Regions from separate parts of the Mus musculus genome. Here all the other regions are linked to region 4. A link is a loop called in an ENCODE intact Hi-C map of the cell type or tissue named here. Cell type or tissue: heart. All regions are shown on one strand. Each heading gives the region's core, and the rest is flanking DNA. Links, peaks and the distances in the headings are about the cores only. Region 1 overlaps Elapor1 (endosome-lysosome associated apoptosis and autophagy regulator 1). Region 2 overlaps Aknad1 (AKNA domain containing 1). Region 3 overlaps Wdr47 (WD repeat domain 47). Region 4 overlaps Celsr2 (cadherin, EGF LAG seven-pass G-type receptor 2). Region 5 overlaps Aknad1 (AKNA domain containing 1).

What was found. Hi-C counts contacts between places; a loop is a spot of excess contacts. Peaks named below come from ENCODE experiments on the same cell type or tissue, not always from the same donor. Only the 100,000 strongest peaks of a DNase experiment are listed, where the experiment ranks them.
Region 1: it touches region 4 in a loop (2.2-fold over the local background); 9 of 42 quality-filtered maps call a loop at or near these places.
Region 2: a loop joins it to region 4, with 4 times the contacts of the local background. A loop is called at or near these places in 8 of 42 quality-filtered maps.
Region 3: it touches region 4 in a loop (2.0-fold over the local background); 6 of 42 quality-filtered maps call a loop at or near these places.
Region 5: a loop joins it to region 4, with 2.8 times the contacts of the local background. A loop is called at or near these places in 7 of 42 quality-filtered maps.

The regions. Positions count from the first base shown.
Region 1 is chr3:108,456,517-108,462,336 of GRCm38, forward strand. Elapor1 (endosome-lysosome associated apoptosis and autophagy regulator 1) reads right to left here. Exons shown (of 22, transcript NM_001346518.1): 19 at 4,680-4,806; 20 at 4,423-4,601; 21 at 3,169-3,334; 22 at 1-1,952. The coding sequence ends at 1,884. Among named protein-coding and RNA genes, the nearest start is that of Sars, 14 kb to the left of the region's middle. In heart, for the core only: a CTCF peak has its summit at 2,508 (motif pointing left); no DNase peak of the experiment used is centred there; H3K4me3 peaks cover 816 bases; H3K27ac peaks cover 873 bases.
Region 2 is chr3:108,768,896-108,774,715 of GRCm38, forward strand. Aknad1 (AKNA domain containing 1) reads left to right here. Exons shown (of 12, transcript NM_177859.3): 7 at 3,015-3,112. Among named protein-coding and RNA genes, the nearest start is that of Aknad1, 32 kb to the left of the region's middle. In heart, for the core only: CTCF peaks have their summits at 2,394 (motif pointing left) and 4,121; DNase peaks (open chromatin) are centred at 2,206 and 3,486.
Region 3 is chr3:108,636,062-108,641,881 of GRCm38, forward strand. It overlaps Wdr47 (WD repeat domain 47), which reads left to right. Exons shown (of 15, transcript NM_181400.3): 11 at 930-1,099; 12 at 1,832-2,002; 13 at 2,565-2,696. Among named protein-coding and RNA genes, the nearest start is that of Clcc1, 15 kb to the right of the region's middle. In heart, for the core only: a CTCF peak has its summit at 3,559 (motif pointing left); no DNase peak of the experiment used is centred there.
Region 4 is chr3:108,398,723-108,404,542 of GRCm38, forward strand. Celsr2 (cadherin, EGF LAG seven-pass G-type receptor 2) reads right to left here. Exons shown (of 34, transcript NM_017392.4): 3 at 5,627-5,820; 4 at 5,175-5,290; 5 at 4,902-4,990; 6 at 4,499-4,656; 7 at 3,983-4,146; 8 at 3,726-3,851; 9 at 3,215-3,381; 10 at 2,678-2,965; 11 at 2,424-2,598; 12 at 2,056-2,197; 13 at 1,781-1,901; 14 at 1,160-1,343; 15 at 895-996; 16 at 157-251. Among named protein-coding and RNA genes, the nearest start is that of Celsr2, 14 kb to the right of the region's middle. In heart, for the core only: a CTCF peak has its summit at 3,187; a DNase peak (open chromatin) is centred at 3,179; H3K4me3 peaks cover 569 bases; H3K27ac peaks cover 573 bases; H3K27me3 peaks cover 1,539 bases.
Region 5 is chr3:108,760,044-108,765,863 of GRCm38, forward strand. Aknad1 (AKNA domain containing 1) reads left to right here. Exons shown (of 12, transcript NM_177859.3): 6 at 5,067-5,194. Among named protein-coding and RNA genes, the nearest start is that of Aknad1, 23 kb to the left of the region's middle. In heart, for the core only: no CTCF peak of the experiment used is centred there; a DNase peak (open chromatin) is centred at 2,878; H3K27me3 peaks cover 358 bases.

The DNA of each region.
Region 1 (5,820 bases), core at 527-5,526, 58 kb after region 4:
CTTTCCCCCATGTCTTCCAGAACAGTCTAAATATCTCCTGTGATCTTCAACACAGAAAGCAGTTATTCCATGGGAAGCAGACATCTAAGAGGCTGCAGGAGACTGGCTGTGAGCTCATGGCCTGGGTGTACATAGCCACTCAAGAATATTCCCGTATGATCAAAGTGCTGAGAGCCACAAAATGAGGGACAACTTGAACTCCCAAAGAAAAGCTTCTAGGTTTGTCTAGCTATCACTGATGCCTTTGATGGCCAAAAGTCATGGCGTAGCTTCACTTCTTTCTGATTCTTAGAAGCCATCATGAGAGCAGCCATGGCTAGTCAGATGGGCAAGCCATTTTGTGGCTGACAAACACCTCAGAAATGCCTCTCTGTCTTATACCAACCACCTGTCACTGGGGGAAAGGCACAGGTGAAGACCATGGGCAACTCAGGCTTGACCAAGAGATGGCTATTCCGGTATGGAATGAAAGAGGTTCAATTCCCAGTAGTAGGGAGGAAAGTTAACTGGAAATTATTCTCTGTATTATTCTATTCTAGGTTTTCTACTGATTATAGCTGGAGTGAAAGGGAGATGGGAAGAGGAATCCCACTCTACTTGCGAGTTGGTACCTAATCTACTTTTCAGAGGGGTGTTGCCAGAATGAGGGCCAGGAGTCTTTTAGATATTTATGCACAAGTGAAATGAGAATAGGCCAGAGCCAGGACAGAGGCTTAGGAGTGACAAATGCCCCAGTTGGGTGTAGGCCTTGTAAGACATCCCTACTTTTTCTCCCTGAAGATTGGTTTGTACCTGCCTGACGTTCAGCTCCTTTCTGGTCAGTCTGCAAGTTTTTAACTTTGTTGGCCTAGCAAGTTAAAGACAGAAACAGATATGACCATAGCTGGTCCATGCCACAGTGGGCTGGAGTCTAATACTGCCCCATCAAACCTTTGGCCCCCTGTGTTCTTTCTAAATAAGATGCTCCATCCCATGATACTCTAGGCCTCTAGGACTGAGGTCCTCACAGATGGGGGTGTTTCTCACTGGCAAGCGTTTATTCCCTTCCAGCAAAGCCAATGGAAGGTATAGCTAGACTTACCTGGTTCTTTCTAGTGTCATAAGGAAATGGGAGGGATATTTGACAAAAACAGTCGTGGAGGATAGATCTATTGGACTTTGGGCAAGTTCTTGGTAAATAACTTCCTTTGCCTTTAATGAGAATATTTATCATTAAAAGAGAAGGAAATGAGGTTCCTGGTTATAAAACAAAACAAACACCCCCCCCCCCCCACACACACACAGACACTTTGCCTTTTTTTGAGTTTTGTGTGTGTGTGTGTGTGTGTGTTTTCTTACACAGGCTTCACCCACCATGCCTTCAGACTGTCCACTGCTCTCTGCTCCAACTTATTACCCAGGAGAAATAAGTCGAGGCTGCCATGAGGACTGTCCCTCAGACCACAGCCCCCTTCTAAAGACATCATGAGCTGAAAGCCTGTATCTGACCAGAAAACCTCCCAGCTGCCCCCGCCCTCACACAGGAGGCTAGAAGCCAATTTCGTACTTATTTAAAAAAAAACAAAAAACAAACTACTTTTACTGAAAACCGCTAAGAATTCTGGGTAGATGAGTCTCCCATGGGTGGACTGTGTTTAGAAAACAAGATGTAAGCAAGGAAACAGTACACGAAGTGTGGGTATATTTGGTAGGCTTGAGGCAAGCGTAGAGACAGGTTTGGGTACTCTATAAAAAACAAGGGTCTGAAATCCAAACTTCTGATAAGGCCACAATGAAGAGATTCCCAGCAGCGGGGAGCGCAGGGTTGCTGGCACCTAAACTGCCACAGGCCTGCAGGGTAGTGTGCCCAGGTGAGGAGGCAGGCGAGGCAGGACGGGCACCTCTCACATGTCCATGTCTGGGCCTCCTGAAGACGTCTTCAGCGGCACCGAGTCAAATCCATCAGGAGTCCTCTGAAAGAGAGATGGTGACAGGAGCTGCCTGCTGCACGGGGACACATTAAGGGGACAAAGAAGAGAAATGGAAAAATAGGTGACAGAGGAACCCTTCTGGACTTCCTGCTTCCGGTGGCTTTGGGGGTGGGGGGACGGGACGACGACGACACAGGAACGAGTAATCCTCTGCCCCTCCCTGCTCTCCGCAGACTCAGTCAGAGCGTGAGAGCCTTATGATTGCTGCTTTGCATCCTTGCTGAGTTCTAGAAGTTCCAGACAGCCCTAAGAGGTCCCCAGGGTTAACTATCTCTCACTGGTGGGAGAAAAAAGAAAAAAAAAAAAATCAAGGCCCACGTTGGCCAAGGGAGTCACCCTGACAAGTCAGCACAAAGGAAACAAGACCCAGGGACTGGACAGACTGCCAACTCTTCTTCAGCAGGCTTCCTGCCCCCTCCTAGCCGCTGGTGCCCTCCTCATTCACACCTGTTTGAAATACTCCCTTGTGCGCCAGGGTAGTCAGGTGTGTGCTCGGCTCGAGGAAGCTGTTCGGATGCCCTCTGCTGGCCCTACGCCCAGAGACAGTGGTGTCTGTATTGCCTTTATGAGCTTCATACGCACCTACACACCCGCACCACCTAGCCAGCCCGCCCAGTTCAGAATTACATAGCAGCCACAGTTTACGCTTGGCTATGACTCAGCCACTCAGGATGGGGCACACACACACCTTGGGGATAGCACCCTCCACTGGCTAAAGGCTCTGAGGCCCTGGCTTCTAACAGGAATCAAACCTAGAGATGGCTTCCTCTTCACTCAAGGAAAATAAAGAAAAGGAAATTCTCTCTCCTCTCTCTCTCTCTCTCTCTCTCTCTCTCTCTCTCTCTCTCTCTCTCTCTCTCTCTCTCGTGTGTGTGTGTGTGTGTGTGTGTGTGTGTGTGTGTGTGTAACCATTACACACAAATGGTTCAATACTCCATCTGGAAGTTAAAAGACCCTAACAACCCACCCACCAGAATACACACTGGCAGGAAGGAGCCTGGTCAAGAACTGGCTAGGCTCCAGGGAAGAGAGTTATTGTTGAGAGCTGCAGAGGGAAGGAGACACTTTTAGGAGAGGCAGGAGAGTTCTGGGAGTGGGGATCAGAGTACAGGTCTTGTACGGAGCAGGGCCACTCAGTATCCCAGTGTCCACGCTCCACCCCCTGACCTCCCCAAGCTGAGTTCTCATCCCTCTCTACCTTGGAGGTAAAGGATTTGATCTTCCCAAAGAGGGACTTCTTGCTGGTAAAGATGAAGTCATCCTCCACGTCCTCTCCTTCCATGATGGCACAGCTGTCTGCTGCCGGCAGGTCGCAGTCTTTAAGAGTAGCGTTCATTACCAACTTGGAGTATTTGTATTCTAATCTGTGAAACAGGGGAGGGGAGGAGGCAGGAGATGAGAGTGTGGGAGCGAGGGGAAAAGGTTGGGCTACAAATAGATTGAGTCTGTCATAGGAAGGGCAAAGCCTTGTGAAAGGGCGTGGAGGGCAGGTGAACAGAAGGGATCTTGCTTCCCAGGTTAGTGATCTTTTTTCTTCAAGGCTGCTTGTTTCTGCGATATCAAAGGTTAACAGAAATATTGAAATTATAAAGTCATGCCTTGTTTGGTTGGTTTTGGGTTTTATGAGACAGGGTTTCATGTAGCCCAGGCTGTCTCGGAACTGATATGTAGCTGGGAGATGATACTGAACTCTGAGTCCTCTCACCTCTACCTCCCAAGTGTTGGGATTACAGGCATGTACCACATCTTGCTTTTTCATTGTTAATAAAAACCACAAATTAAGAACATTCTTCTTTTTTTTTTTTTTTTTTGGACTTTGAATTCTATGCTAGGCAAGTACAACCTTGGCCCAGGGACCCTTCCTTCCTTCCTTCCTTCCTTCCTTCCTTCCTTCCTTCCTTCCTTCCTTCCTTTTTCTTTCTGTTTTCTTTTGTTTTTGGGTTTTTTTTTCTTATTTATTTATTTATTATATGTAAGTACACTGTAGCTGTCTTCAGACACACCAGAAGAGGGAGTCAGATCTTGTTACAGATGGTTGTGAGCCACCATGTGGCTGCTGGGATTTGAACTCAGGACCTTTTGGAAGAGCAGTCGGGTGCTCTTACCTGCTGAGCCATCTCATCAGCCCTTGTTTTTGTTTTTTTAATTTGAGATAGTGTCTCATTATATAGACCAACCTGGCATTGAACTCTACTTTGTCTCTGCCTCCTAAGTACTGACATTAAAGGTACACACCACCTCACCTGGTTTGATTTTTTCCTTAGAGAATCTTATAGCCATTTTTAGATAGCCATCCCTGCTCAAGAACGAAAGTAACAAAGACCTGCAGTGGATAAGTATCTTTAAAAGTCTCTGGTCAATCGCAGGGTCCATAGCCAACTCTCAGTAATACCCTGCCTGGCTCAAGGCTCCAACTCCGACCTCCCTCAGACCCCAACACCCCACCACGTACTTTTGATTCTTCTTCCAAAAGTAGCAGGTCAGGACAGTAAGCAGGATGGCAGTGCAGGTGCCAGCCGAGATGCCCACTTTTAACCAGAAATCGATCGTTTTGCAGATGGTAACTCTCTGCTCAGGCAGGGAAATGCCCCCAGAGCACAGCTTTGGTTCTCGCCACATGTAAGTAGTCTTCTGTTGGGGAGAAAAACAAGGACCTCAGAACTCATAACCCCTTGTCTCCTGGCCGTTCCCAAGCAGAGGACAGCCTACCTGGATCCCAGCCACACAGCTGCTGACAAAAGTGTGGTAGTCAGAGGCCGAGCAGAGTGGACAAGCGGCCACACTCTCCCACAGGAAGTGGAAGTTACAGCCATCACAGGTCCCATCAGAGCACATGCTAGCAAAGTAGAAAGGAGACCAAGTTGTCACATTGGATGCCTGTGACACTTCATGCCTGATTCATCTTCTCTCTCCCCAAAATGCCTCCCCCAACCTGTCCTTAACTCAGATGTTCCCTCACCCACCTCCTCCCTCCCTCCCTTCTTTCCCTGCTTCCTGCCTTCCTCCTTTCCTCCCTTCTTCCTTCCTATTTTCTTTCCTCCCTTTCTTTCTGAGAAGGTCTCACTCTGTAACCCAGACAGGCCTTACACTCACAGTAATACCCTGCCCTGGCCTTCCAAGGGCTGGAAATGGATAAATGAGCCATCCATGGCCATCTTGACAGTTTAGTCTTCAATATCCCTGCCTGCTTCTGCTGATGTCAAACGAGAGCTCAGCCTAAGATGTCTGGGCTCTAGAACCCCTAGGAGACTCCTGTTCGCCCCACGGACGTGCCATAGTTCACAATGGCATTTTGATACAGCTGCCTGGTTGTGGGATTATGGCCGAGATGGAGTTCAGGCATACATATGTGCTATGCCTGTGCTCGGGTGTGGTTCCTCAGGAGCTGTCCACTTTGTTTTGGGGGAGGGACCTGGGGCATGCTGATTAGGCTAGGTCGGCTTGTCCCGGAGCTCCACAGATCCTGTCTCTAGCTCTCCAACACTGGGATTCCAAGTGTGACACCATGCTTAGCATGTGACGTAGGTGCTAGAGAGCAAACTCAGGTCTTCATGCTTATGCACTGAGTGAACACTCTCACTACTGAGCTATTTCCTCAGCCCAGTGCAGGTGTGTGTGTGTGTGCGTGCATGTGTGTGTGTGTGTGTGTGTGTGTGTGTGTGTGTGTGTGTATTCTGGTTTGTTTGTTTTGTTTTTAAGATAGTGTCTCCTATAGTCCAAGCCAGCATTGAATTCATTATGTAGCTGAGATCAACCTCAACTGGGGCACAAACTTTGGTCTTTATGTAGAGAGAGTGAAGACCAGGGAGAGCTAGTCCAGGCAGCAATGTACTGGCCTCGCCAAAACAAA
Region 2 (5,820 bases), core at 401-5,400, 370 kb after region 4:
GGAAGCACAGTGGGGATGGTATGCCACCATCTTTGTAAAGGCCTGCTTTCCTCCGGCACTGTTAAGATTCTCCTGGGCCACAAAGCACACACAGCTCAGGATGAGGTCAGACCTGGATGACCTGGCCACATCAGGACCAGAGACAACTGCCAGGCAGCTCTTCCAGACAGGAAGCAGAGCCCACACTGAGCTCACTTTCCAAGTCCTCCACCCTTCACCCCAGGATGAACAGATTTGGGGTGTTGTAGGGATTTTCTTTTGTTGCAAGGATCAAACAAATCCATGCTATGCAAGGGTTCTGCCACAGAGCTATAGCCCTACCCCAGAAGGAGGCCGGTCAGCCTTCCAGTTCATCAGGGAACCCTGTCTCAAGGCAATAAGGTAAACAGCAGTCGCCTCTGTCGGTCAGTGTGTGCATTGACATACTCCTTCATCACACACACACACACACACACACACACACACACACACACACACACACACACAGAGTCTTTCCTACTGGGTCTCATCGAAAGCAAGCTCCATTCCTCTTCTCTAGACAGATCTTTGAATTCATAAGGAAAAAATCAAAAATCCTCTGGCATTAACAAGCTGTAAGCTATAAAACCCTAAAGAGAAGTCAGTACCGCTTTGAAACACCCCTTGAAACAACAGCTGGCTTCCGAGGTGGTTGCGGGACATTTGTTTGTAGCTCCTATCAGTTAGGAGAGGCACCACTTCCTAGTGCTTTACCTCAGCTGCTTTACCTGGAAAGGTCAAGAGTCAGGGAGGGAGGAACTGTTTGCAACCACTGTTTAAGTACATCCTCTGATAGGAGTAGATGGTGAGGTCTGGAGGACTGTAGCTTCCTGTTAAGAGAGCCAGCCTCCGTGGGAGTGACCTGTCCCATGGGAGTGACCTGTCATGAGTGCTTTATTAAGTTTCTGTCCCTAGAGAAAGAGAGAGCGTGGGGTTGGGCTCCAAAGCCCTATGAATTGCCTGGCATGGACTAGCGAGAGCTTCCAGCCTTTGGTCCCACTGCAGCTCTGATCGATCCCTTAAACACAGGGTACCACTGAGTTTACTCACCTGGGCAGCCCAGGCTTGGGATTGTTTTTTTTTTTTTTTTTTTTTTTTTTTTTTTTTTTTAGTGGATTGAATTAACTAGCAATCCAGATTTGAGAATCTTTAAAAAAAGATTTTTATTAGGCCTAATGAAATATTTTGACATTTATAAAAGACTTTGATTGCTGGGCGTGGTGACACACCTTTAATCCTAGGAGAGGCAGGGAGATCTCTATGAGTTAGAGGCCAGCTTGGTCTACATAGTTCCAGGATGAGACTCTGACTCAAAAATTAAAAAAAAAAATTGATTAAGTGTAAAATATCAATTGTTTCTTTTCCAAATTCCTAGTTTAAGTCCAAAAACAAAAATATATCAGCCTCTGCTGGGGCTAGTGTTCCAGAGTGAGTGTTTAAAAGGGGGGCAGGGGAGGGGGGAGGGAGGAAAGTAAAATCACACCCGAGACTTCGTGACTTCGCTGTGGGAAGTTACTGGGTACAATATGACTTGGGAACTGGAATCATAACCTCCGTAATAGTCCCGAGGCATTATTCGCTGTGCAGTCTTCATCTAAGTCCCCATTTACTGTCGTCAGCAGGTTGTAGTCTTTATGATGTGCCTTGCCTAAATGCAAACACTCTGATGGGATATATCAATGCACATCCCGAGCTCTGTCTCTGATGCAGGCCTTGGGATTGGAGAGTAAACGTTACCGGTTTTGTCTCCCTGGAAAATGGCCGCCTCCTGTAGAATTGCTCTTGGCTCTTCTGTTTGGCCAGATCTGAGTGAGGAGAGAAGTCTAAGAGTGGCAGAGAAATGTAATCGATGCGTTGGCCTGAACTCACTTGAACCATATCCAAGCTTTCCACTCAGAGAGCAGATGTTCACAGGCCTCGGAGGCAGAGGGTGGAGACAGAATGAGGTGTGAGGAAATATATGACTCAGGAGGAGGACATGTTTTTCCAAGAGTAGGGAAGGGCTGGAAAGGGCTGGAAAGAGCCTGGCTTCCAACCCCAAATGGGGTCCTCTCTCCATGACCATCAGTCTCAGGCACAGCTGGAGGGAGGGAAATATGTTTGCTCAGCAATGCTGCCAAGTTCTTCAACCAGCCATGGGCAAACCTGTCCCATCTGTCTCAGGATGTCCTAGACTCCATGCCTTTCACACAAGAACATGCACTCTCCTCCAGGGACTGTTAGTGTATCCCGGGGCTGAGCAAGAGAGTTGTTAAGAGCTGTAATTAATTAAAATTCTTTTGGAGGAGTTAGAATCTGTGCGGAGGCTGAAACTACACAGGCCAGAGAAGTCTCCTGATAGTAGTTGTGTCTTTCTGATGCCCCCTGGTGGCTATATGCTATTAAGTGAACTCCAGGCTCCCAGCCACAAAATCCACTTTGCTGGACTCTGTTTAGCATGTACTTAGAGCGATGTGTACCAGTGCTAATGTATAGTGTGCCTTCTTCCCTAAACAAGAATTGTTCTGAGATGGCTTGACCTGAAGTCCCAGTACCGAAGGTTGGAGGCAGGAGAATTGCTGTTACAGACCAGCTTGGATTAGTGTGAGATCTTGCCTGAAAATAATAAAAGCAACCAACCAACCAAAAATCCACAACACACACACACACACACACACACACACACACACACACAAAATTGTGATATGGTATTATGAAGAAAAAAAGAATTTGTAGTACAGAATTATAACAATTATAATTATAATTCTTGTTATTTTTGTGTGTGTGTGCATGTACCAAGCCCTATATGTGGAGGGTAGAGGTCAACTTGTAGATGTCAGTTGTCTACCTACATGATGTAGGCTCTGAGGATCAAACCTAAGCCATCAGGCTTGGTGGCAAGCAACCTTATCCACTGAACTACCTCACCAGCCTGGAGAATACCAGGGAAATTTAAGTCTTCATTTTTCCCACACTAGTGCTAAATTTTTGAGACATTATTTTTTTTCTTTTTTAAGGAAACAGAAAATGGAGAAAAGGGGCCACAGAAGAACTAACTGTGGGAAGTTTTCCAGTAGCATCCATGAAAAAACACTGCCCCAAGACTCGGCTCTCGGTAAGTTGGAGGGGTTGGGTGTACATAGTTGTTAGTGATCCCTCACTGTGAGTCCCGGCTTGCCATCTGCCATTGCGATAGCATGACATTTGACTAGGATGATGTTTGTTTCCCTTTCTCAAAACATGAAGAACTAGTAATGGGTTGTTTAAGGAGTGGTTAAGCAGAGTAAAGTACCAGTACATGCTTCTAGTTATGCCCGGCAACTTGCGCTCTGAGCCGGACTCATAACTGCACCGGGTAAGTTACCAGGCTTGTGGAAGGCGCAGCTGACTCATCCCCATGCATCGCACAGAGGCAGAGGGAGCTGTGGGTGGGAGCAGGCAAAGAGGGCGTGAGTACGTGAGACTCATGAGAACCTCTCTCTGTAGACAGTTTAAAGCTGAGGAGCGTACCCTGGCCAAACCGCTGCGGGTGATAGAGAGGTGACCCAGAGGCCTGCCTGCTTAGGCAGCTCCTGCACTTGCCAGCATCGGTTCCTCATAGCTGAGCTGGAGGTGCAAGCCAGAGATGACACAGCATGCTTATGCGCATGCTCCCTGTGTCCAGAGCCTTGCGGGCACTCAGCATCTTGTTAGATCCCACTTGGTTCTGAATTGACCTCTCTGGGGATGGTATACTTTCAAATAAGAGCTTTGGAGGACTGGAAAGATGTCTCAGCAGTGAGGAATGCTTATTGGCCTTGCAGAGGACCAGGGTTCAGTTCCCAGAACTCAAGTTTGGGAGGCTCAACCGAAATCGAAAGCCCTGTTCTGGCCCTCCATGAACACCTGAGTGTATACTTGTGTGTGTGTGTGTGTGTGTATGTGTGTGTGTGTGTGATAGTTACCAAAGCATAAAATAACGACACTTCTCATTAGCTTTGGGTTTCATTTTTGGAACTTTTTTTTCTGAAAATATAAGACTGTGTTAAGATGAACTCATTACTTATATTTCTTTTTCAAAGGGGATGTCTTGCCATGTTACCTATGCTGTAGGCAGTTAGGATGACAGGCAGGTGGCACTGTCCACTTCTTGCTGCTGTCACTGATGGTGCAGAGGTTTGACTTCGGGGCTTCACACATGCTAAGTGGGTGCTCCGCTACTGACCCACATCCCCAGCCCTTGTTATTTTTAAATGAAACAATAAAGTATTTGTAATGTCTCAATTTAAACTTTAAAAATCCTCAGAACTGATCATTTAGCCTGAGGAAGATCTGGATCCTGATCTGTTTTACACGTTACATACTAAGATACCTTTCCGAGTCTGTCTATCTGTAGCTGGGACTAAATATTCTATGGTGATTTCATACTGGGGAAGGCTTCTTTTTTTTTTTTTTTTTTTTTTTTTTTTTAATTTTGAGACAAGGCCTCATGTGGCCCAGGCTGGCCTCAAACTTTCTGTGCAGATGAGGTCAGCCTTGGACTCCTGAGCCTCCTGCCTTTGCCTCCCAAGTGGTATTATTATGGGCTTTAGCAGCCATGTGTGCCTCTGGGAGAATTTTTTTTATGGTACATAAAATGACTTATGTTCTTATATATAGTAGATAAAAACCATATAAAAAGATAAAAAACACATTTTTTAAAAAGATGTATTTATTTGAGCTGGTCTACATAGCTCTGACTATCCTGGAATTCACTATGTAGACCAGGTTGGCCTCTAACTCACAGAGATCTGTCTACCTCTGCCTCCCAAGTGCTGAGAATAAAAGCATGCACCAGCATGCCTGACTTACTAGTTTTTAAGTGTATGTTTGACTGTGTGTATATGCACAGCACATGCATATCTCACAGTAGTGGAAGCCAGGAGAGGGCATCGGATCCCCTGGAACTGGAGTAACAGACTGTGTTGAGCGCCCATTTGGATCTGGGAACCAACGCCCTTCCGTGAGAACAACGAATGCTCTTAACTTCTGAATTAGCTCTCCATCCCCTAGAGCCCTCAATGTTAAGGCAAGGAGCATCGACATAGTATCTTTTCATTATTACAATACCTTTGTAAGATGGGAATTATATTTATTTTACGGGTAAGGAAATACAACTCAGAGAAATTAACTGGTTCAAAGACCTGGTGTCCCCTCCCACTTGATAACAATGTACCCCAGAACCTAATGACTCAAAATAGTAACCAGCATTACCTGGCAATTTCTGTGGCTCTGGTATTTGGGAACAAGTGAAGGGTTCAGGTGCAGAGTTCCCTAGAAGGATATCTGTCAGGGCTGAGATTGCCTGAAGGTTTCACTAGAGACCAGAGGATCTGGCTCACATGGTCTTTGATAGGGAGACTCAATGGAGCCTCTAACAGGCCATTCTGCTTGTCACTGATATCTGACAGACAGCTTCCTCACAAGCAAGGATGAGGGAGGGGGAAGGGTATTAGACTATCATTGTGGCTTCATTTTGTTAGACACAAACCCATACTCGAGGGTTCAGACCAACACCTTCCTTTCCCCTGTAGTGGTGAGATGGAACCCAGGGCATTATGTATGCCAGGCAAATGTTCTACTGTCAAACCCTAGCCTAGGTGCCATCTTTCAAAGAGAGTACTGGCTGGGTGTGGTGGTGCACACGTTTAATCCCAGCACTCAGAAGACAAAGGGATCTATGTGAGTTTGAGGCTAGCCTGGTCTACAGAGTGAGTTTTGGGGCATCCAGAGCTATGTAGGGAGAGCCTGCTTCGATAAATAAATAGAAGATAGGTAGATAGGTAGGTAGGTAGATAGATAGAT
Region 3 (5,820 bases), core at 478-5,477, 240 kb after region 4:
AGAGTTTTAGACCAGGGTTTTGTTTTGTTTTGAGGCTGGCCTTGAGCTTGGGGTCCATGCTACATTCTCAGCGAGCACTGTCACATCTCTGTCGTCTTTTCCCTGCAGCTCTTCTGTGACTTTTAGAGTTCAGAACTTCATACCTTACCATAATCACCCCAGCTAAGTTGTTAAATTCTCCAAAGAGGCCTTGTCCTTTTAATTCTTACCCACCTCTTACCTTTTCTTAAACCCAGGCACACTGTTTATTATTTGTTAATAAGTATTTATTTCACTTTCCTAGTTCCCCACCCGCCCCCCTGGAAAATATATGAAAAAATAAGATAAATGGAGTTTTTTTTTTTTAAACCTGTATGTCCTATTTATTATGTGATCTGAAATGATAGATTCATGTAATAGTTATAATTTTACTGATTTGGTTTAAATGTGATTTATAATATTTTCTTTTATGATTTTGAAAATCTAATCATCTGCTGTCAGGCATGTGGTACCCACATTTGACATCAGCATTCTGGAGACTGAGACAGGAAGATTATTGAGTCAGAGCTAGGCTTGGTAGGATATATCTCAAGGCTTGGTAGGATATATCTCAAGGCTTGGTAGGATATATCTCAAGGCTTGGTAGGATATATCTCAAGGCTTGGGAGGATATATCTCAAGGCTTGGTAGGATATATCTCAAGGCTTGGTAGGATATATTTCAAGGCTTGGGAGGATATATCTTAAGGCTTGGTAGGATATATCTCAAGGCTTGGTAGGATATATCTCAAGGCTTGGTAGGATATATCTCAAGAAGCAAGTAATCCAGCCTCTCCCCAAATAAAGCCTTGGTGCTGGATATTCTTTTCCTCCTTCTTTTATTCTAATTTCATGTTAACTAACTTTCAAAAGCAGGAGCCTGAAGTATCTCTATGTGCTTTTTCTTTCCAGTGCACACGACAATCCTAAGCAGCCAGTGGTGCGATTTAAAAGAAACAAACATCATAAAGGATCTATTTATTGTGTGGCTTGGAGTCCGTGTGGACAGTTGTTAGCAACAGGATCAAATGACAAATATGTAAAAGTGCTGCCCTTCAATGCAGAGACATGTAATGCAACAGGTAGGGCCCGGTGCAGCAGTGCCTCACGCGCCAGTGTGCATGTACGCTTGTCCCTCTGTCTCTCTGTCTTCACTGATGACATCCAAGAACACTGTCTTGAAGAATTACTTTTTGTTCTGATTATTCTGATCCAAACAGGCATTATTTTTTTAAATAAGTCTTACAGGTTAGTTAAGTAGTATATGAATTTTAGAAAAGCATAAGGAAAAAATAATTTTTAAGGACTAGGGATGTAGCTGAATGATAGATCACTTGCCTAGTGTGCATGCGCAGACAGACAGACATGAAAGAGACAGACAGAGACTAAGAGAGCCTTTTAAATAACTACCATCATTGAATTAATGGGTGTTTTCTACAGTGTATCTTTCCTTTTTTGTTTGAAGTAAAAGACAGGGAAGCAATGAATTTTCTGTAGTTCTGTTTTAAAGGCAGTAATAATTAGTTAATAATCAGTATTTTAATGTTTTGAAGTTTTATGTTCAGTAAATGAATTGATTATGTCAGTCCATAAATATAAATCATATTGCACTATTTTTTAAATTAAGTATGTTAGTGCATAGCCTAGCACATGAGATAATGGGTTTCATTATGATGTTTTCCTACAGATGTGTCATTGTGCTTTGCTCTAACACTGCTGTGTTACCCTTGGCCAGAGCTTAGGCAGTTTAGCATCCTCTTCACACAGTAAGTTGAGCAGCATTTTTTTTTTTTTAATTCTTATTGCTGTTTCAGGACCAGATCTGGAATTTAGCATGCATGATGGGACAATTCGAGATTTGGCATTTATGGAAGGCCCAGAAAGTGGTGGAGCTATTTTAATAAGTGCTGGAGCAGGAGATTGTAACATTTATACAACAGACTGTCAAAGAGGACAGGGTCTTCATGCTTTGAGTGGACACACTGGTATGTGATACTCAGTCTTCCTTTTCTCAGTCTGTGCTGTGTGCTGTTTTATCAGTGAGATCTCCTTGTAATGGATCTTTCTGAGACAGATTTTTATTTCAAAAACTTGCATTGTGAGTGTTGGTTATCAGAGAAATATTAATAGCACTACGATCCGTTTAGTCATCACGGGATTCCTTTACTTTAGCTTCACAGCCATTATGTGATGTAGGAAGCTTTATCCCTGTTTGTATTTGAAGAAAGTGAGGCACAGGGGGTGAAGCTGGTAAGGGACAGCTCAGATAAGTTGCCATTATTTTAAGTGACAGATTTTTGTCTTTACTAGTTACTATATCTTGAAATACAGAAACAACTTAGTCTTCTAATAGAGTCACCAAAGAAGGACTGAATTTGTTCAGAGTGGTTTTGATGAATTTTAAAAATCCTTAAATCTACTTTCTAGTCTCTACAGTCTCTGTGATATGGCATATTTGGTTAGCTGGTGATGAGAAGAACTTGCTTTTACACACGTGTGGAAGGGCCTCTCCCACATCAGTGACTTCGTGGTTCTGGTCTTTTGTAGGGCACATTTTAGCACTTTATACCTGGAGTGGGTGGATGATTGCGTCTGGTTCCCAGGATAAGACTGTTAGATTCTGGGATCTTCGTGTACCAAGCTGTGTTCGTGTGGTTGGCACAACATTCCATGGAACTGGTAAGTTTTCCATAGATTTGAATGAAGTTCTATGAGAAAGGAACTTTATAAATGACTCTAGTGTCTGCTTCCCTAGCCCCATCTTCATGTAAAAAAAGAGAAGTAGGGCTGGGAGTGTAGCTTACTGATAGATTGCTGGACTACTTTATATGAAGCTCTGAGTTTAATTCGTAGTACTGAATAGACCCAGTCAGCCTGGGATACAAGAGACTGCTTTAAAGAAAAGAAAAGGATGCTGGGGGTGGGTGTTAAAGGGAAGACCGACTTTGTATTTTATTGCTTAGTTTCAATTCCTTTAGAATTCTTTGATACATTACTGTATTTGTAAACTGATATTAGATTAACTATTGTGTTCCAAATTGGCAATTTTACTGTATATTCATTTGTTTATTATATGTGATGTATGTGAGTGTGTACATGTGGGACAACTGTGGAAGTCCATTCTTTCCTGCGGGCTCTGGGGATTGGTCTGAGTCCAGGCTTGGATGCAGTCTCCTTAACTGCTGAGCCATCCCCTGCCTAGGTCTACATATATAACATTTTTAATTAATTACCTTCTTTATTTATGTGAGGGCATGTGTTCACTTGCAGGTCACTGGGTAACTTACGGAGTCACTCTGTCTTTACAGTCTGTGTCATGAGAATTGACATCAGCTTGACATCAAGTGTTATTCATTACCTGTCTGGACCATCTCACTGGGCCTATGACTCCAGATCTTTAAAATTACTTTTTAAAGATTTATTCTTACTTTATGTATGGGTGTTTTGCCTGCCTTTATGTCTGTGCACATGTGCATGCATTGTCTATGGAGACAATCAATCCCCTGGAACTGAAGTTACAGAAGGCTGTGGAGCCACCTTGTGGGTGCTGGGGAGCAAACCCTCATTTTCTGTAAGCGCATCGAGTGCCCTTAACCATTGAGCCATCTCTGCAGCCTCTTCTGACTCTCTTAACAAAATTCACGCTCTAGGTTTGAAGTTCGGGGCTACCTTTAAAGCTCTGCTGCACTGTTTTTAGTATATTTTACCTCTTCTTTCTAATGCTTTCTGACCTAAGGCCAGGTCATGGCCTGAAGCCCTTTCTTATAAACCTCACTACTTCCTGAAGAATGTTCATGTGCCAGCTCCTTCTTATGAACCAGCTATGTCTTTTATTTAAAAGTATGCTTATCTAGTGTGGGTTCAGGGGGCCGTTTTGGTAGAATGGAACATTCTTTAAATACCTATTAAGTCCATTTACTGTATGTATGGGATAGTTTTTGTTGTTGTTGTCTTTGTTGTTATTTTGGTTTGGTTTGGTTTTTCAAGACAGGGTTTCTCTGTGTAGCCCTGGCTGACCTGGAACTCACTTTGTAGACCAGGCTGGCCTTGAACTCAGAAATCCACCTGCCTCTGCTTCCTGAGTGCTGGGATTAAAGGCGAGCACCACCACTGCCCAGCAAGGGATAGTTTATCTCTAATGTTCATTGCTGGGTTCTCATTTGGATGATTTGTTTAGAAATGAGTAGGGTACTGAAATCACCCACTATTATTCTATCAAGACTTGATCCAAACCTAAAACAAACAATCTGTTGATATTTGGGTGAAAGAAAATGTAATGTGCATCTTCTTGGTGGATTGTTCTCTTTTTAAATATGTAGAGGCCTTCTTCATTTCTCATGACCTTCCAACACCTGATGCTAGTGACCCACTTCTGCTTGCCAGGCCCCACCTCCTAAATATGTCATAGCCTCCCAAAAGTATTCAAAACATGAAGCTGTAGGAGAGGGGAGAGGTAATTTCAGGTTCCAGCCTGACCTGGCATCATGCCCCCTTAGTCTTAGTTCGGACGTTTGGTTTGTTTTCCTTTTTTGTAACCTTCCAAGATTTTCCGTGATTCATGCTGCTTCTGCCGCATGCGTGTTCGTCCTTTTGTCGTCTCTTTCCCAGGCTTTTTCCTTATCTCTAGGCTTCAGTTCAGCATCTCCTCGTTACCGGAAGAAGCCTCCTTTGACTGCTCTAATTCTGAACTCACCACTATGTTCTGTCACAGAACTCTTAATATCTGTTTAAAATGTTTATCCTTATTAATCGCTTGCCTCTTATAATACATATTAAGTGATCATATCTGCTTCATGTTTCAGAATAGATAAACCACCTTCTGTAAAGTGCCTGGCCCAAGGGACAACTGAATTAATCATTAGCTTTTTAAAGAAATAAACTGAAATTTGGCACAATAAATATTTTTATATTTAAACTCAAATTTTTATAGTTTTCCTGTGTGTTAGCTCTTCTCATTTTCCCTAATTCTTTTGTGCATGTTTATATATGTAGTGTCTGTGTGCTCACATGTGTGCAGATGCGCTTGCACTGTGTATGCATGTGGAGACCAAAGGTCAGTTAGCATCAGGTGACTCATCTATTACTCGCCACCTTATGACTGTTATTTTTTGAAGATCTCTTATTGACTCTGGAGCTTGCCATGCCTGCCTGACTGGCCTGCCAGCGAGCCTGCCTCCACCATCAGCTCAAGGTCACACATGTGCATGCCTGGCCTTGCAGTCCCATGGCACCAGGGATCTAAACTCAGGTCTTTCACTTTCTCACTAAGTCATACCCTTGGTCCTCAGCTTTTCTAATAAAAAGTCGTAGTGGATGATATTTACTTTGTGTGTGTGTTTGTATGTATGTATGTGGGGGGTGCCGGTGTATATGATCTCCTGGAGGTCAAGGACAAGTTTAGAGAGAGTCAGTTCTCTCCTTCCACCATGTGGGTTTCAGGAATCTACTCAGGTCGTCCGGCTTCCTAGCAAGCACTTTCACCTGCTGTGCTCTGCTTGGACCAGCTTTTCCTATTTTGATCATTTATTTACTACAATGGCTCATTCTAATTTTTTTTTTCTCATGCAACTGAGGTCAGGCATTTAAGTGAGTTGTTAAATGACTAGATACTAGTCTGCAGAGAGCTGTTTTATTTGATTTCTAGTACCCATTTATACTTTTTAAAGACCCAGTCAAGTAGCTATCTTCCGATATTGTTTATCCTTTAGTTTTTCATTCAGCCCTGATTCCCTCATTATTTGCTTTTTTCTCCTTTTATAATAATCTATTTTAATTATGTACACATTTTTGCTTAGATTAATCG
Region 4 (5,820 bases), core at 519-5,518:
TGACCGGAGGGACTCGGGAGTAAAAGGGCTTGAAGAGGTAGGTGGGGAAGAGGCGGCCTCTGCAGGTCGGAGTCTCAGGTAAACAGGAACCAGGAGTCAGGAGCTCTACTTCCAAAGACAAGGGTGTGAACAAGAGAAGACGAGGGATCAACTTACGAAGCCCTTTAGCTCTGAGAAGGTGACTGACGTGCAGTTGAAGAGGTTTGGGGGGAGCCAACCCCTGTGCTCATCACAGTGGCGCACAGCAGTCCCTGGAGGGAAGAAGCCAAGAAGGCGGGACTTAGGGAGACAGGAAGCCCGGAGTACCCCACGAGCCGGACAAGTACAAGCAGCCCAAAAGAAAGTAAGAATATGGGTGTTCAGAAGCCCAGAGCCAAAACATCTGAGCAAAATCAGTACAATGGAACAGAGGTCTGTAACCTCCGCCACCACGCCCCCAAGATATCACTACGCCTGTCCCTCCAGCTCCTGCCTTGCATTCGGCTACTCCTTAGCCATGAATCCTGTACATCACTAATTGGGATCTCTTGGGATAGGACCCGGCACTCCACACTCCTCGGGACTGCCTCCCTTTAATGTGGTATAACTCCAGTACTAGGTAGAGTTAGCTGAAGACAGGAGGAGCCTCATGCAAACCGCCTTTGAGTTTAGTTCCCAACTCCATTCCCAGAACACGCAGGGCTTTCAACAGTTCTTTTTGGGTTGGATACAGGCACATTTGGTCAGCCTAGGCTGAAGGGTAACTGAGTGAAGGAAGGTGAGACATTGACTCTCTGGGAGCTAGAAATCAGAAAGTGGGGCCCCAGGAGCTACACGCTGGGGGCTTGCTGTCTTTACTCCTCTGACAGTAAAGGTCAAGGGTTCACTATCTTATTGTAGTCCTCTAAGACCTACCAAAGGAGCCTTTGGGGCAGGGGGCAGCAGCAGGTAGCCCGAACCGCGTGCGGGGCCACCAGATCCCAGCCTCTATGGCCCGTGGGCAGCTGTCGTAATTCACTATGGAGAAGAGCACATGGTCACCTATAAGCAGTTCCGTCCAGGCCCCAAAACCTTCCTTCCACGTCCCCGACCGACCCACAACCAGCCTCATTTCTAGCCTCTGCAATGTAAGCTCTTAGCATACGGTGAGGAGGGAGCCTACCTGCCCCAAGAGTCCTACCTTCACAGCCATTGGTGGTGACCTCAGCAAAAGGGTTGTCACAGCGGTCACACTGACGCCCAATGACTCCAGGCTTGCACGGACACTGGCCGTCCTCGGGGTCACAGACTCGGGACAAAGAACCAGTGGGGTAACAGTCACACAAGAGACAAGTGGGGCTGCCGGGGGGCCGGTAGTGATTCTCCTAGGAGGGAAGATGTGGGGGGAGGTCACTGGATCAAGATGTCATCCTGGATGCTGGTGGAGGCTTCAAGCTGCGGCCTCCCTAGAGACAGTCTCCCCTGCCCTGGGTCCTCATGGGAATGTGACTTAACATTCTCAAGAGCTACCCATGACCTGGAGTTGAACTCATCAATGAGAAACCAAGCATTCAGAATAGGCTGCAGCCAGCCAGCCTGTAGGGCTAGTCCAGAGATCCCTGCCTCAATACTGGTCCTGGATCCCCCTGCATCTGGATATAAGGGCAAACGACCTCTTGCCATGCCTAATATGGCAAAGGCACGGGGTGCTCCGCTCTCCGGAGGAAGGCCCGGATCCTCTACTCCTCTTCTTTCCCCGGCGGGGGCAGGCCAGAAGCTACAGGGCAGGGTGCCACAGTGGGGGCTCACTCGGGACTCTCACCTTGCAGTGGCACTCCCCACTTGTCTTGTTGCAATCTGGGTCAAAGCCTTTGCTGACATCACAGTTGCATGGACCACATGTGGGGTGTCCCCACCAGCCACGGGGGCAAGGTTGGTCAATCCTGCAGAAAGACACCCAGACAGGCTTGAGCCCCCTCTGCCACTACATCTCCTCCCACTTGGTTCAACCACAGGTGGTCCTTTCAGCCTCGGCTGCAGCTCAGCTAGACTCTCAGGGCTCAGAGTGACAGCAGAGATAAGCCCTGACCCACCTACCTGGTCTCACAATATGGCCCAAGGTAATTTGGTAAACACTCGCAGATGTAGCCGTGGGGTGTATTGGGTTTTCGGGTACACACGGACTGGTGCTCGCATGGGTTCAGGTCACACACATTTGTACAGTTGTCACCATAGTAACCTGGACAAGAAGGACCAAAAAGTTTCAGGGCCAACCCTCTACTGGCATTCTCTTCTGTCCATCTCCTCTTATCTACTTCCACTCTAAGCATTGCACCAGGCAGCCATAACCCTGTAGGAGATGACGGCTCAGAGAAGAAGTGACTGGCCACATATTAGAGATGGAGTGTGACCCGTGGCACTGGCCCCGTCCCCCGTCCCTCTCCCTCCCCGCATCCTCAGCATACCTAGAACACAGCTACAAGAATAGCTGTCCCAGTCATTGCTGCAGTAGCTGTTGGTAGGGCATGGATTCGAGTCACAGGGATCTGGCCAGCTACAGCCTGGCTCCACATTGATGCTCTCCCCGCGGCTGGGATCTAGACTGCTGATACCCTCAGGTGTCTCGCTTACCCTGACACCCTGGAGGGATAAGAGCAGCATTAGCCTTCAGTGGAACAGGGCTCCAGGTAGGAATGGGAGGTCAGGGGAGGAGACTCACCTGCAAACAGCCCCGGAAGCCACGGGCCACTCCGCTGGCTGGCCCAGGAACTCCCCCGACTGTAATATTGCTCAGGTGCAGTCCATGCAGCCGAGGGCCCAGATTACCCTCTGCCTTCTGTTGCCCATAGTCAAAGGACAGAATGGCATGGCCAGGGCCCCCGCTGGCTCCCAGTGCCAGCTGTGCATGATGCCAGTCACCATCATTGGCTCGGCCTGGCTCAAGACGCAGAGATGACGCCTGGAGCCCTGTGCCCTCCACACTTAGCACTACGTGGCCTGCCCGAAGCTGTACAAGAGGGGGAAAAATCAGCAGACCACCTCAATCAATGGGTTCTTCCATTCTGCCTGGTTGAGGGCAGAGGAGGCTGCTTATTTCCCTTAAACCCAGTAGGTGGCAGCACTGACCCACGGAATGGGCCCAGCCAGCTCTTCGCTTCTGCCAAACCCTGCCCAGCCACCTGGGTCCAACCCCCTGAAGGCTCCTACAACGCTAGCCAAGCCGGGGCTTGCCACACTCCCACGTGCCCTGCATCACCTGCAGGGTGATGGTGCTGCGCCCCCTGGTGACGGCCTGCAGCAGGACGCCATCTGCCTGGCGTGTGCGGAACATGAGGCTGAGGTGCCAGGGCTGAGAGATGGGCAGAGAGAGGCCATGCCAGGCCACAAGGCTGCTGCCCAGGAAACGCTGGGGGTTGGCCATTTCTGGGAAGGCAGATGAAAAGTGACTCAAGGGCAGAGCAGTGGAGTCGGAAGCGGGGCAGCTCTATGAGAGCTGGACCCTTGCCTCCCCTCACACCCAATCCTCTCAGTGCCCCGCCCTCCAGAGCATTTACCTGTCCCGGGCCGGCCCTACATTGTGCCCAGGGCCTGCCTGTCTCTGACTAGGCCCTTTGTCTCCTGCCTAGCTTCTCACTCTGCCCAGACACGCTTTTCCACCCACAGCCCAGCTTGCAGAACCCTGCCCAGAGCCTGCCCCAAGCCCTGCCTGTGATCCCAGACAAACTGACAGCACCCAGGCCCCAACCTGTGGCAGGTGCCACTCCTACCCTGGGCGCAGCTCTTGCCCCCGAAGCCTAGTGGACACTCGCAGCTGAACGCATTCCACTGGTTCACACAGGTGCCACCGTTGTGGCAAATGCTGCTGTCGCACACGATCTTCTTGGTGGGGCAGCCTGGAAGGAAGAGAAAGGGACTCAGGGACCAACAGCAGAGACTGGAAGACCACACAGGCTGGTCAGGTCACGCACAGCCGAGCCTCTTGGCAGTTGGCTCCCAGCCTTGCCCCTACCCCGGGTCCTCATACCAGGCACAGTGCCATTGTTGGCAATGAAGTCGGCCATGTCGATGTGCCGGCTATCCACCTGGAGGTCCTTCATGCAGCCCACAAAGTGCCGCATTCGGACGGGGAAGCTCTCGGGCAGATCCGGCACCCCACCCAGCAACAAGGGCCCTGTCAGGTCCAGAGACCTGGGGGACGAAAGCGTGAAGACACAGGGGTTTAAGTTTATGGTTTTTCTCTTACCCCGTACCCTGTCACTAGGCCCAAGAAAGGGAGCACTTGGACCAAGGCTGAGGAGCCCTTTTAGAACAATGCCCAGGAAGTAGAGGCACTGCAGTATATACAAATGTGCTCTCAGCCCATACCCTTCCCTCACCATCCGCCAAGACCTGACTCTAACTCTCCAACATTGCCAGTGTCAGGAAGGGGCGCATCTGACTGGCTCCCGCTCTGGAGCCCCTTCCCTTCGGCCCGTACTACCCTCTCCCTAGCTCCTGCCCCCCTCACCCCCTCGCTCCTGCCCCCACCTTCCCCGCTTACTTCTTGCTGCCTCCTTGGGTGCCCTGGGCAGCACAGGAGTAGTTGCCCAGCATAGCTCCAAAGCGCAGAGCCACCCCTGTGTCACAGCCATCCACGGACACCACGGCTACCTTCTGCTCAGATGGACCTTGGGGAAGCCCTGTCTGACCCAACAGTGGCTGTGGACAGAGAAGGGAGGCAGTAGACAACCCGGCATAGGGCTGCACCTCTCCATGCACACACACCCACAGACGAGGACCGCCCAGAGGGATGGAGGTGCCCTGCACAGCACATCCCCATCCCCCTCCCAGGCACAAGAGCTGTGAGCAGCCTCCCTCACCACTCACAATATCAACCGGGGCTGGAAAAACGCATGCATCAAGACCTGGACCCTCTAATTCCTCCGTCCCTCAGCCAGACCCACCTTGTTATAGTACTTCAGCTGCACTGTGTGCCACTGGCCATCACTGACCCCTCCCGGCACAAACGGAGACACGGTGGTGGTCGATTCCCCTAGAGAAAGGACAGGGTTAGCTGGGTCACAGGAAGAGAGTCGGGAGTGGCAGAGCAGCGGGCATGTCTAGGGATGGAGGCCGGGTCCGGGTTTGACTGGGAGGGAAGGCGCGTGGCTTGAGGTCAGAGGGTCGGAGGCATGAGCTCTTAGGAGCTGGGCAAGGACATGAGACTCTGGGCTCACCTGCAGAGAAGGTGAGCTGCACCTGTTCCTGGATCACCTCGAGAGCCACAAAGTCGTGCTTCTCATTGAAGCGCCCATTGTACAGCAGTAGCCCGTTACGCTCCTTGGTAGCAAACCTGTATAGGGGGGGTTGGTCATGGGGGCAAGGAATGGGGTACCCACCTGTGAACCAGTACCCCAGACATCTAAGCAATAGCAAAACTGGCGCTTTGGCTAAGGCTATGGAGTCAGAACGCAGATAATGAGCCCAAACGAGAACCCTGGCGTTCTGACTCCTCATCCTCAAGGGTCAGACCCTGATGGTGAGGGCAGCCTGCTGGCTAAGCAGACAGGTAGTTCTGTCAACAACTGCTCCCGGTGCGTTCACTGATCTGCTACCCCCATCTAATAGACCAGGAGGTACCCCACACTCTCTCATGTGCCCTGCAACCCCAGGACCTCGTCACACTCACGAGAGGGCCAGGGTGAAGTGGAAGCGCTGGCGCAGGCCACGGAAGGTGATGAAGGAGCGGGCAGGGAAGCTGCGTGTGGTCACCTGGCAGAAGGGTTTCTCAAAGTCCCCGGAGGGGCAGTCACATTTGAAACCTCCCACCAACAGGTTGACACAGGTACCCCCGTTCTTGCAGACACCTGGAGTACAACGGCC
Region 5 (5,820 bases), core at 280-5,279, 360 kb after region 4:
TAAATCAAAAGCGTTTAAACTGCAATTATATCCCATATACGGGAGAAGCTCTCTCTCTGGGCTAAGGGAGGGACTGAGTCTTTCCCCACCCTTATTTGAAGCCACATCAGGACAAACAAGGGCTGAGAGCTCAAGACGAGCTCCCAGTCTCACGTGAGCTAACAGGGCAAGGAGTGTCATCCTGTGACACTTCAGGGTCTTGCAGAGCACAGAATCTTCATGAGGATCCACCCAATGGCTAACTTGCAGGGACAGAAATTGGCAAATTTGTTTTGTAATCACTTGCTTCTTCAGCAGATGCGCCTTCATTGAAACCGTATTACCTTTGAAGCCAGATGCGGTATTGCACACCTGCAACCTCAGCACTCAAGAGAGGGAGACAAGGGGATCTGGAGTTCAAAGCCAGCTTTAGCTACATAGTGAGTTCAAGGTCAGGCTGGGCTACATAAGATCCTATCTCAAAATCAAAATCAGATACAGTTGCACACACCTATCATCCTGCATTTGGGGAGACGGAGACAAAAGGTCATCCTCTGCTATTCTGTGAATTCCAGGCCAGCCTGGGCTACATGAGGCTCCATTTCAGGTAAGGAAATGAAAACCAGCATGTATCTCAGCAACAGTGTGCCTAGTAACCTAGCATTCACAAAGCTCTAGCAACACACATAACACACATACATACACACAAATTAATATGCAAAAAGTAATTTTTGGATCTGATGTGTCTTGCTCATCAGAATAAATATGATGTGTTTGCATTTTTTACATATTAACAGAAGAATCTGGAGTCAAGACATGCGTCTACCTGCATAAATCCCTTTCCCTGGTATTTACAGAATACAATCTTGTCTTCCGTTGCGTAGAAACATAAACTTCCCCCTGAATGTATTTCCTATATCTCCATGTCCTTTTCCCCTTCAGTTACGATCTATTGTCCAGGCACATCCTTGAGCCCCCGACTTTACATTACCTGGGGGCTGCTCTCTGCTCAATATTGTTCCTGCTGGGGCTTGCATCCAGGGCCGTCTGTAGGCTAAGCGTGGTGGCTGGAAGGAGACTGTCTTCCACAGGTTCATGTATTGGAGCACTTGGTCCCCAGATCGTGCCTCCGTTTCTCTGTTTGGGGAGATTTAGGAGGTGTGGCCTTGCTGGAGGAAGGGTGTCACGGGGGGGGGGGGCAGGCTTTGAGAATTTTAAGACTTGTGTTATCCCAGGTTCCCTTTTTGTTGTTGTTGATGCTCTGGCTGCAACGTTTGCTGCTTGCAGCCATGACAGACTCTATCCCCAAGAAACTGTAAGCCCAAGAAAACCATTCCTTCTGTAAGTTTCCTTGGTCAGGGTATGTTATCCCAGCCCCAGAAAAGTGACTAATTACGTAGGCAAGCACTCTACCCCTGAACTGTCTCTAGCTCTCAAGTTCAACTGTCTTTGAAGTTATGGTCTCTTTTCTCTGTTTTCCTTTTTTTTTTCTTGAGACAGGGTTTCTCTGTGTAGCCCTGGCTGTCCTGGAACTTACCCTGTAGACCAGGCTGCCCTCGAACTCAGAAATCTAATCCTAAATGCTAGGATTAAAGGCATGTGCTATCACTGCCCAGCTCCATTTTTAAAAAATTATTTATGTGCGCGCGCGTGTGTGTGTGTGTGTGTGTGTGTGTGGCCCTGTGACTATGTGTGAATGTGCATACATGAGTGTCATGGCATGCACGTGGAGGGCAGAGGACAACTTTTGGGTGTTGGCTAGCTCCTCCTCCTTGGGTGAGGCTGTGTCTGTGCCAGGCTACTTGGTCTGAAGGTTGTGGATGATGCTCCCATCTTGATGCAGGTGTTTTGGGATTACAGCTGTGCACCCCACATGCATCTAGCTTTTCACGTGGTGACTCAAGTCGTTAGGCTTGCATGGCAAGTACTTTTACCTGTTGGTACTTTTACCATCTTGTCAGCTCTGACTCCCATTGTCTATTTCCTATTTAATCCAAAGTTATTTAGATGAGTGTTGGATAACATATAAACTTATATAAATATGTACAGATGTTAATAAAAAGACTCATTAACTAGATTATTTGTAGATTTTTTTATTTACCCTCCTATAAAGTTTACATAACAATTATTTCCTCAGAATCCCAGCTTTTAGAATGGTAAGAGTTGGGGCTGGGGATGTGGCTCACTGAGGTTTGATCTTCAATGCAAAACTGGGGTCCCTTTCAACAACTCAGCAGAAAGACTTAGTGTTGGACTCAGGAGGAACGAATATCTTCCTTAGCAGCTAGCCAGATGGCTCAACTAGCCTAATGACCTAAGTTTATATCCTGGAACCTGCAGATAGAAGGAATCAGCCCCCACAAGTTGTCTTTTGACCTCTGCACAAGTGCAGTGGCACACTTGCACACAGTCACAGAAACACACACATAGAGGATGGTGATGGTGATGATGATGGTGATGGTGAAGCAAACATGAGGGACCTTGACATCATCAGCTAGAGAAGCACTAGGTTTATCATGCCAGGGTAGAGCAAGGATGCTGGAAGCAGCAACTGAGGATTAGCGTCTGGAGCACTGGGATGCAACTCTAAACAGGCTGCTACTCAGGGCAGATGTGCTGTTTCCTTCCTGCCATCAACAGCATGGCCCGGGTCCTATCGATGAGCTGTTTGTTGTCCCTGCTTGGAAGGCTGACTATACAGGCCAGAAGACAACTGCTTGTTTATGTCTACTCCGAGAGGTGGAAGGTGACATTTTCAAGTTGCTGCTTCAAGACATTAAAGGGAAAGCAGATGCATGCAGTGCACTAGACACCCCCTCTTCCCAGAGGCTCGGCAGTCATCCTGAAAGTTGGAGCATGCCCATCCTCTTCAGCCTCAGATGAGGTAATATAGCAGCCCGCAGCCTAACATGGCACTGGGAGAAAGGCTGTTTGCGCACATGTAGACTCTCAAGTCATGGACATGCCCGATTCTGTTTTAATCCTTCTTGGCTTGCCAAAGCCTCATGAGTCATATTGTTTAAAATGGAGCCAGCTTTTCATGATTGGAAGCTATTTCAAGTGTTAAGTTTTGGAACACTTTATTAGCTTAGGATCCAATGCTGCAGTTCAAAATGACAAACCACCGAAGAGCTGGCTTCGCAGGATAAGTGACAAAACTCTCGTGGATCCCTTGTGGGAAAGCTGCTCTCTCTCTCTCTCTAACCTTATTCTCCCTCTTTAAAAAGTTAGTTTTAATTATGTGGATATGTGAAGTACACATGCATACCTGGGTGCAGGTACCCTGGGAGGCCAGAGGTGTTAGCATCTCCTTGGAGCTGGAGTTAAGATGAGCCATGTTATGTGGATGCTGGGAATCAAACCAAACTCAGTTCCTCTGTGAGAGCAGCTCGTTAGTGCTCTTAGCACTGAGCCATTTCTCCAACTCCTATACTCCCTCTTTTAAATACAAAACGGCAAGCTCAGTAAACGGATGCTTTCCTGAGTCCAGTTCTGTACTCTGCCTCCCAGTTCTTTGCATTTTCTGTACATGCAAGCTTGAGAATCAACCACCAGTAGATTTCTATGCTTTTTGGTTTTTAGATTTTATACCGCATGCCCTTTATAAGCTGAGCATCCTCCCTTGTGTTTATTTATTTATTTTAATGACAGGGTCTTACTGTGTAGTCCAGGCTATCCTAGAACTTACCACAAAGGCAAGGCTATCCTCACACTTGCAGAGTGCAGGGATTGCAGACATGAGCTGCCACACCCAACTGAGCCTTTGTTTTTCTAGCCTCGATTGTCAGCACGATTCAGATTCAATTAACATTCTGAGAAACTGAGTCATGCAAATAATTGCCTTCAGTTGACTCTTTAGTTTCCTACAATATTGAAGACCCAGCCTGAAGCAGAGATTCAACATCTGAGTGAGGCTTTTATGGGCTAGAGCCAAGATATCATGTAAACATAAATCCTGCATCAAAGTATGCCTGCTTCCTTCAGGGACCTGCTTCCTGGCAAAGTCTCTCTTATTCAAAGCCCAGCTTCAAAGGGTGGCCTTCTCTGTGCTGTGCCCCCAGTACCAAGCAGGAGTCCTTGTTCCATCTTTTGTAGAATCTTAGCCGGAGTCTGGCTTGTATCCTGAATACCAGACATGAAGTGGGTTCTGCATATCAGAAGCTCATATCTCAGTGCTGTCTAAGATGCCCACTCTGTGGGCATGGTACCCTACTGGGCCTGAACTTGAACTTGGCTTCAGGTTTTCAGCATGATGTCCCACTGGGCCTGCGCTCAGTTAGCTTTAGGGCAGTGGGAGGGAGCCTGAGTAGGCCCAGCCATTGCCTAACAAGCCTGGATTTGCCTTTGCAACTTTGGTAGCTTCTCAGCAACTGTTATGAAGTGATGATACCCACAAGTCCAATGTGTAGCCCTAAGAGCGAGTCTACGGATGACACTATACGTGAAGTAATTGATTTATCCATTCTTATAGCAATTATTGATAAATGTTAGGTGCTTTTCAACAGATGTAGGATAGTACGGAAAATCACCTGTCATGAAGATGTGTATGCCTCTGTGAGGAAGAGTTATACTTGGCAAATGGGATCAGAATGATAAAGGGCTTCAAGGGTAATAATAAATACTTCTGCATGACTCTGAAGCCAAACCACCTCAGTTCAGATATTCGTCCCATCGTTTATCTGCTTTGTGATCTTGGGACGGTTACGCAACCTTTCTAAGCCTCAGTTTCTTCCTCTGGAAAATGGGGATAATCATGCCTGCCCAGCAAGGTTATTAGCACATTTAAATGAGTTAATGTAGGAAAGGTACTTAAAACAGGGCAGGGACCCGAGAAAGCACAGCTCTTGGGTGTTAGCTTGCCATGCCTATTTAGTAATGGGATGTGACCAAAACTAAGCGTGGGAGGCCAGCATCCTAAGGGACAAATGGTGGCCAGGGCATTTAAACTAAGTCCTGAGGTGAGTGAGACCCCAGCTAGGTGAGGCGTCTAGGCAAGGGACAGGGAGTAAAAGCACCTTGGAGTGTTTAGATTGACTTCGTTGAGTCATTTTCCGTGGCCTAATGGGTCCTTCTGTATGTTTCCGCAGATGAACAAGGAACATGCTGGCAGTCTTCCAGGGCCCTGGGGCTCCCGAGGAAGTGAGGTGACAGGGCTGCCGAGGGGAGGGCCACAGGAGGCCACCTCCAAGGAGCTCAGTGAACTGGCCCTGAAGATGTGAGTCCTCTCCCAATGCCTCCCACCACTTGGTGTCAAGCCTAACATAGGCTGGGGTCAGGGTGGGGAATCGCCTCCATCTGGCCACACAGCCCAGAGGCAGAGGGCAAGAGTCCCACACAGCAAAGAATGACAAAGGTCGAGTAGCTGCAGGGCGCTCACACAATGGTGTCTCATAGGTGGCTCCTTCCACAGGGTGAGGAGCATGGATTTAAATTCCATGGGACTTCCCCCAGCTGGAGAAGGAAATTCAGAATTGTTAACATACACTGTCCTTTCTTCTCTTTTATTGAAAAACAAACAAACAAATAAACAAACAAGCCCAGTTATTTACCAAAATAGGCCAAGTGTGGCTGTAGCTGCCCAGGGTTGAACTGGTCAAATGGCCATCGGGCTGCTGTGGTCCTGAGAGTATCACCTGGAAACTTCCTGTTGCCAGGCCTGTGGTGCATGCCGGCTACTCCGGGGGCCGAAGCAGATGGGTCTCAAATCCAAGGTCTGCCCAGTTTGCAGTGTGAGTTTTGGAGCAGCCAGGGCAGCTTCATGAGCACCTGATTCAAGATTGTTAACAACTGGAGAAGACTCGGGATGTGGTTTAGGAGTGGAGCAGAGTTAGCACGCAGGGG